Regions from separate parts of the Homo sapiens genome. Here regions 2 and 3 are each linked to region 1. A link is a loop called in an ENCODE intact Hi-C map of the cell type or tissue named here. Cell type or tissue: IMR-90. All regions are shown on one strand.

Region 1 (2,500 bases):
TTTGTCAGAGCAGGGCTACTATTTTTCTCTTAAAAGACTCAGTACATTATTAGAAATGCCTTTCACTAACATTTAACAAATAAAACAGTTCTATAGGGACAATGAAGTTGACATTTCCATTGTTTTCTTTAGAAAACACCACAGTGTTAATCATCCCTCAAGGGATTGCATTTTTTGAACAAGTGAAGTAGCAAAGGCCCAGGCCAGGGAGTACACGTATGTGCACACGTGTTGGTGTTTAGCCACGGATGCATGTCTATGTTTTTATGCTTAAGTCTGCATGTCAGAATGTGTATTCATGACACTCTGCATGTGGCTGTTTGTCTGCCAATGATAATCGGCTACATGCATGTATGGATTAATGGTCTGTGTGCGTGTGTGTGTGTGTGTGTGTGTGTGTATGTGTATGTGTGTGTAGATGAACCTATGTAAACCTGTGTGTATCTGAACATATCTACCATGTATGTGGATATGTGCTTCGTGCACCTCTGTGTGTGTGTTTTATGGCACCGTGACTGTATTCATGAGTACATGTTTGCGTGCGTACTTGCTCGTGTTTATGTACCTCCATAGTCATGTATCACATAATGAAGTTTCCATCAATGACAGACCACATATGCGACAGTGGCCCAAATTATAATATGGTATTTTCACTGTACCTTTTTTATGTTTAGCTATGCTTAGATACACAAATACTTACCATTGTGTTACAATTGCCTACAGTGTTCAGCACAGTACCTGCTGTACAGGTCTGTAGCCTGGGAGCAATAGGCTATTCCGTACAGCCTCAGTGTGTAGTAGGCTCTGCCATCTAGGTTTGTGTAAGTTCAGTCTACGATGTTCACACAAAGAGGAAATTGCCTAATGACGCCTTTCTCAGAACGCGTCCGTATTAAGTGACGTATGACTGTATATAGATATACACATCTATCCGCATATGTGTGACTGCTATGTGTGTGATGATTTGTGAGTCTGTGTGCATCCATATGTCTGAACATAGGCACACGTGTGTAGATATGTCTTTGTCCATGTTTCTCTACTTCAGTGTTTGCATGCCACGCGGATGCTGAGTTCTGTGTTCAGAGCCTCCTATAAACACGTACACAGTACCCTCCAGTGGACATCAGTGGAAAGCACCTTCAAAAAAAAAACAAAGCCAAAAAAAGGCAGGATCTGAATCGCTTCCAAATTCAATACTGGTTTGTCATCAGACGCAGGGTGAAGTTTTCAGGACGGTCCTTGAGAAAACCGGGGAGGGTCATGCTTCTGGAGTGGACACACACTTAACAGTTTTCCCTATGGAGGTCCAGCCTACCGGCAGCTGCTTCATGATGCGGGGGTGAGAGGACAGAGGCAGGATCACTGGGTGGGTCTGTGAGCCAGGAGGGAGGAGGTGGACGACACGCATTAGACCATGGTCAGGAGCAACTGTACTCAGAGCTTCCATGTTTGCTGGGGCCCTGCATTCTCTATTGCCCCAGTCGGGCCCAGTTCCAAGAACATGGAATTCACATTCAGAGCTATGCCCTTCATGCACCACACCAAGTCCCACTGGTCTGGGAAATAGGATCCCTTCACCCGAAACGCTGTGTTGATTTCCTGTGGCTGTTGTAACATAGTGCCACAAACTCGGTGGCTTCGTGGAGGTCAGAAGTGTCAATGGGTCACCAGGGCTGGCACCCTCTGGAGGCTCCAGGGGAAGCTCCATCTCCCTGCCTCTCCAGCAAGGTGATCTGCATTCCTTGGCTGGTGGACCCACGTCACTCCAACCTCTGCTTCTGTTTGCACATCCCCTTCTCTGCCTCTGTCTCTCCTAACTCCCTCTTTCCCTTATAAGGATCCTTGTAATTCCATTTGGTCCACCTGGATAAGCCAGATAATCTCCCCATCTCAAGTCCTTAATCCCATCTGCAAAGTGTCATTTGCCACGCAAGGCAACATTCCCACGTCCTGGGGATAAGGATGTGGATGTCTGGGGCGCATTATTTGGCCCACCACAGGTGCCCATCCCAGAGTTCTGTGTCTCCCTGTACAGTTCTGTATGCGTTGGGACTAGCAGGACTTGAGACACTGGTGCCACTTATGGCAGGTTTACTCGGTGCCTGTCATTGCACCTGACTATGCACTCTGCCATTTGGTCCTCGCAGCTTTCCTATGAGGTAACTGGGGCTTGGTAAGGTGACCTAAGGTGCCAAGGCACACAGCTGGGAAGTCATGGAGACAGATTTTGAATTTAGGATTGTCAAACTTCAAAACCATGATGACGTGGTTTGGATATTTGTCCCCGCCCAGATCTCCTGTTGAAATGTAATCCCCATTGTTCGAGGTGGGGCCTGGTAGGAGGTGTCTGGGTCGTGAGAATGGATCCCTCCTGGCTTGGTGCTGTCCTTGAGATGATGAGTTCTCTTAAGATCTGTTTTTTTGTTTTTGTTTTTGAGACAGACTCTCGCTCTGTCGCCCAGGCTGGAGTGCAGTGGCTTGATCTCGGCTCACTACAACC
Region 2 (2,500 bases), 880 kb before region 1:
ACAACCAAATTGAATAATTTTTGCCTTTTTGTGGGGAAGATATCATAGATTACTGTAATTTTATTATTAATATGTTTCTGTATTTTCAACATCAAATATGTATTTATTTGATAAGTTTTTTATCTAATACATATTCAGAAAAATTTAAATATATAAACAGGCTGAATCTAACTTGAGTAAATTTAACAGCCCTTAATACAAAGCTCTGAATTTTTGTTTTTCAAAAAAGTTACAAGGATGATATAACTTAGCAGAAGCAAAGCTAAGAACTTTTGTTTATTCTTAACCCCAGTAAGTTAACTGAGCAGTATAGATGTTTACAACAAATGCACAGGGGATGTGATGAATTCTCCTTGTTCTGTGCTACCCAGCCCAGTGCTGAAGTACTGATCTGTATGGGACCCTGAAGGATCCAGATATACTGGCATATGTCTAGCAGAGGTGACCAGGAAGAGGAGGGACCTAGAAACTTTGGTATGTGAGGGATAATTTTGGCTGGGAGAGGAGAGGAACAGATACATGGAAAGCATGATAGACGTCTCCAGGCTTTTGAAGGGCACAGGCAAGAAGAGCTGATTGTGTTCTGCATGACCCCGGAATGAAGAACTGGAGCTATAGGGAGAAGCTACAGAAGGTAGAGTCAGCTCCATGTAAGGAAAAAACCTGTTCAAGGTGAGAAGTCCACCTTTTAAGGAGTGAGTCATCCATGTGTGTAGGTATGCAAAGAGGGTCTGCATCAGGGATATGAAGGAAAGGAATGGGAATGACCAGAGGAGAGAACAAGAGAGTGAGACAAACACAGAGGGAGAAAGGAAGGGAGGAAAAAGAGAAGCAGAGGGACAAGAAAGGAAGAGAAGAGGTGAGACAGAAGAAGCTATTCTCGGCCGGGCGCGGTGGCTCACGCCTGTAATACCAACACTTTGGGAGGCTGAGGCAGGGGATCACGAGGTCAGGAGTTCAAGAGCAGCCCGACCAACATGGTGAAGCCCCATCTCTACTAAAAATACAAAAATTAGCCGGGCATGGTGATGCACGCCTGTAATCCCAGCTACTCAGGAGGCTGAGGCAGGAGAATTGCTTGAATCCGGGAGGCAGAGGTTGCAGTTAGCCGAGATCGCGCCACTACACTCCAGCCTGGGTGACAGAGCGAGACTCTGTCTCCAAAAAAAAAAAAAAAAAAAAAAAAAGAAGCCATTCCCCAGAGTACAGGGCGAGTCACTGCAAACAGTATGGAATCTGACTCGCCTTTTCAGGTCTTTGTTAGTGTTATCCTGAAACACCAGCAGATGGAGATATTACCCCAGGAAAGGAGGACTTTGCTTTTCTCCCTCTCCTTTTGCCCTCTGGAAAACCATTTTCCTTCTCTGAAAAATGATACTAAAAGAGAACTCCAGGTGTCTCTGAATTATTTCCAAACTAAATTTCCAAAAAAAATTATGTGGTAAATTTTGCCTGTGATTATCCACGATTTGAATATAAAAGAGGCCACCTGGCCAGGTGTGGTGGCTCACGCCTGTAATCCCAACACCTAGGGAGGCTGAGGCAGGTGGATCACTTGAGGTCAGGGGTTCGAGACCAGCCTGGCCAACATGGTGAAACCCTGTCTCTAACAAAACTACAAAAATTAGCCGGGCGTGGTGGTGGGCACCTGTAATCCTGGCTACTCAGGAGGCTGAGGCAGGAGAACTGCTTGGACCCAGGAGGCGGAGGTTGCAGTGAGCCCAGATCACACCACTGCACTCCAGCCTGGGCGACAAGAGTGAGACTCCGCCTCAAAAAAATAAATAAATAATTAAATAAAATAAAAAAATAAAAGAGGCCACTATAGGTTTTTGCATTTTGGTTAATGCCTATGTAGGGCTCCCTCCATCCTGCCCCATCCCACCTCCATCCTGCCCCATCCCAGTTACACAGGCACGTATGTATATGTACATGGTGTGTATAGGTGTGTCTTTTGAATAACTGTTAAATAATTAAACAACACAGGGGTATACTATGATCCCCTTCCCAGCTGCCTGACCATCAACACTTTGCTTCCACGGATAGAATCTCCGTCATTTGGAATTCTTGCCTGTGGTAATTCTAGGAGTTTTTGCTTCAGTGGGTGTGTTGTACTCTTCACTCTTTGTCCTCGCTACAAAACAGTCAATCCAGGGGACTTGCACATAATCTGTCTGACTGGCAAATATGTGCCTTAAAGGGGAATCAGTCCGGTATAACAGTGATTCCTAAACTTCAAGTGCACATGAATCACCTGCAGATCCTGTTGCAGAAGATTTGATAGGGTTGGAGATCCTATATTTCTAACAAGTTCCCAGGTGCTGTCGAGGCTGCTGTTTCCATGGACCACACTTTGAGTAACAAGGCCATACAATGTGTTCCTATATCATGAGTAACAAGGCCATATAATGTGTTCCTATATCACAAGATACTTCTCTTAAGAACTATACTTGGCTCATTGTAGCCACTGTTATCTTGGTCACCTTTAACTTTGATTTAA
Region 3 (2,500 bases), 500 kb before region 1:
AAATTTAAAGATTTATGCCCAGAAGTATAACATTTTTCCTTTGATTTGTAACACAAACATCTTTTGCAGATTCTTCCTGTTCTCCTTCCACTTGTGCTATGGGAAACAAGTCAAGGCTTCTAATAATCATTGAGAAAAATCTTTATTGATTGACTACACCATCCACAAGAAAAAGAAACTTAATTTAAGAAGAATAGTTAACATGCTTGCTTGTTATTGACCAGTGGTAAACACACAAACACAAATATACAGCAGTTCTATGCCACAGAGAGTTAAGAATGAGGGAAGAGATGATATATGAGGAGGCTGGGAAGAAGAGGAAAATGAGAGGGTGAAAAGAGAGGGAAAACATGGGAGAAGGTGGGGCTTATAGGTGAAGTTGCTCTAAATGTTGGAAATCCTGGATCTTCAGATGTCAGAGTATGTTAACACTATCCTTTGGCAGATATAATAGCTGTATAGAGCAGAGGCTTTCAAATGCATTTCAGCATTAGAACTCTATTTTTGACATGAAATCTGCTGTGGATTCTTAGAGATGTAGCACAAATAAAATCAAAGTAGCTCTGGTTCAAGAAAAATTAGGGAGGCTCTTGACCCTCCAGCCTTCCCCACTCCATCTACACCTCAGCCCACACGTGGTTCCCCACTTTTGCCATCTCCTGAGGAACCCCAAAGGAGCACAGTTAGCAAACCACCTACTTAGAATGCATTTCTTGTCTGGTTTTGTTATAGGTTTTCCAAATTAATTCTTAAAATAAGAGTATATTTTTCTCTAAAATTGTTAAAGTTCAATCATATGTGAAATAGTTATTTCAGTATAGTTTTGTTATAGCAGTGTAATTTAGAGCTTCACAGGTTTCTGTTAATGATGTAGTAATCTGAAGGGAATCTTTAGAAAGAAGGTAACACATCTGCTTGACAAGCAATTCACAAAGGATCTGACAGAGGGAGCTCAATACCTTCAAAATAACTCCTTCCACAGTCAGAGAAGTGTTGAAATATTTCTCTTGCTATTAAATTTCTAAGTTGCTTCCTTACAGTGTCTATGAAAGTGGTTTTTCACGCACCTGAAGGATATAACATATTCCTATTATTAACAGTGCCTTACTCCAGCAGTCATTTTCATTGGGAGTTAGGTAGAAGGAAATGATGAGGCATAGTAGAGTCTATGATTGGCAATGTCTCCCATCCCTTGTTTTGACATGCCTTTATGTGAGGTGTCCTTTCTTACCTCCAACATTTTATTTTTTGTTTATAGTGTTGTTATTGCAGGTGCTTAAGTCCTGATCTTTTTATTTGCTTAAAAGGCAATCCTCATGGCTTCCAAGTATTTCCTTCTCTGGACCAGAAAGCACCAGGACCAATGAGAGGAGAATTGTTACCTTTTACCTTTCTAGAGTCCTTTCATGTCACATAACTTTGGTTCTTACTTAAATAAAGAGCTTTCTGAGATGTAAGATCCAAATAAAAGAACCCCTAGTCAGCTTCTATGCCTTAGCCTTAGGTCAGTGACAATTACTGCTGTGGGAACTTGGATCTTTTGTTCTATTTATACCCTTTCCCCACACCTTCACCCCGCCAAAACTCACACACCATACATTGGGGAGTACCACGCTCTTTAACATATGGTAGCATAAGGGGCAGACTAAGGAATGACGGCATGGGAGGTGGCTGCCAGAAATAAAAAGCTTTGATGAACTGCCTTAGTTTTTTGATAATACAAATCCCACATCCTCATTTTCTTATATCTCAGGAGTTTCACCACGAAATAGTCTTGAAGTCGTAACCCCTGAAGTTCTTGGTGAGAGTGACCACGGAAACTGCATCACGTCCTTACAGCTGCACCCAAAAGGCTGGGCCACTCTTCTTCGGTGCTCAAGCAACAGTGATGATGAGGAGGTACAGGCAGCAGCACTCCACCTTCAACAGGGCTCATTGGACAAATTGCCATTGCCGTGTGTGCAGAGCTTAGGCCGATCGCTGACTGCAGTCTCTGCCTTCAAGGGCATACTGCTAGAGATCCTGCTTCTCGACTCTCCTGTTTCTGTCCTCTCTTGCTTCATATGGTATCATTATCCCTTCCAAACTCTTCTTATTCCTCTCCTGCTGGGGTTGAGCAAGGTGGGAGGTACTTTAAAGGCCAGCATCAGCTCAGTTTTTGCCCAGCTTCTTAAATCTTGCCTCTTTCATCTCACCCTAAACAAACAAACAAACAAACAAACAAAAACCCCTTGTATAATAAACATAGGTCTGAAATGTTTCAGCTAAGCTGGCTAAATGTGAGATTTTACTAAGCCAATTGAGTATCATAATTTTCTTTTTTTAAAAACCAGGGGAAACTCTGGGAAAGGAAGGGACTATACTGATGACTAGGGGGAAAGGTGTTAAATGACTTTATGATTCTCATCACTCTGGAAAGCAAGAGTCTTCCAAGGATCTCACTGGTCCTAGAGGCCACAACTGAAAGGAGAGAAGAGAAGAGCCTTTGAATTGTGTAGGG

The links. Hi-C counts contacts between places; a loop is a spot of excess contacts. Peaks named below come from ENCODE experiments on the same cell type or tissue, not always from the same donor. Only the 100,000 strongest peaks of a DNase experiment are listed, where the experiment ranks them.
Region 2: it touches region 1 in a loop (15-fold over the local background); 10 of 110 quality-filtered maps call a loop at or near these places.
Region 3: a loop joins it to region 1, with 5 times the contacts of the local background. A loop is called at or near these places in 2 of 110 quality-filtered maps.

What each region holds. Positions count from the first base shown.
Region 1 is chr9:38,362,102-38,364,601 of GRCh38, forward strand. The region is part of intron 1 of LOC107987065 (a long non-coding RNA gene); the gene reads left to right. The region is part of intron 3 of LOC105376040 (a long non-coding RNA gene); the gene reads right to left. Among named protein-coding and RNA genes, the nearest start is that of ALDH1B1, 29 kb to the right of the region's middle. In IMR-90, a CTCF peak has its summit at 1,116 (motif pointing left); a DNase peak (open chromatin) is centred at 1,140.
Region 2 is chr9:37,481,221-37,483,720 of GRCh38, forward strand. No RefSeq gene overlaps it. Among named protein-coding and RNA genes, the nearest start is that of POLR1E, 3.5 kb to the right of the region's middle. In IMR-90, a CTCF peak has its summit at 1,286 (motif pointing right); a DNase peak (open chromatin) is centred at 1,281; H3K27me3 peaks cover 352 bases.
Region 3 is chr9:37,858,295-37,860,794 of GRCh38, forward strand. DCAF10 (DDB1 and CUL4 associated factor 10) reads left to right here. Exons shown (of 7, transcript NM_024345.5): 6 at 1,754-1,899. Among named protein-coding and RNA genes, the nearest start is that of SLC25A51, 45 kb to the right of the region's middle. In IMR-90, a CTCF peak has its summit at 955; no DNase peak of the experiment used is centred here.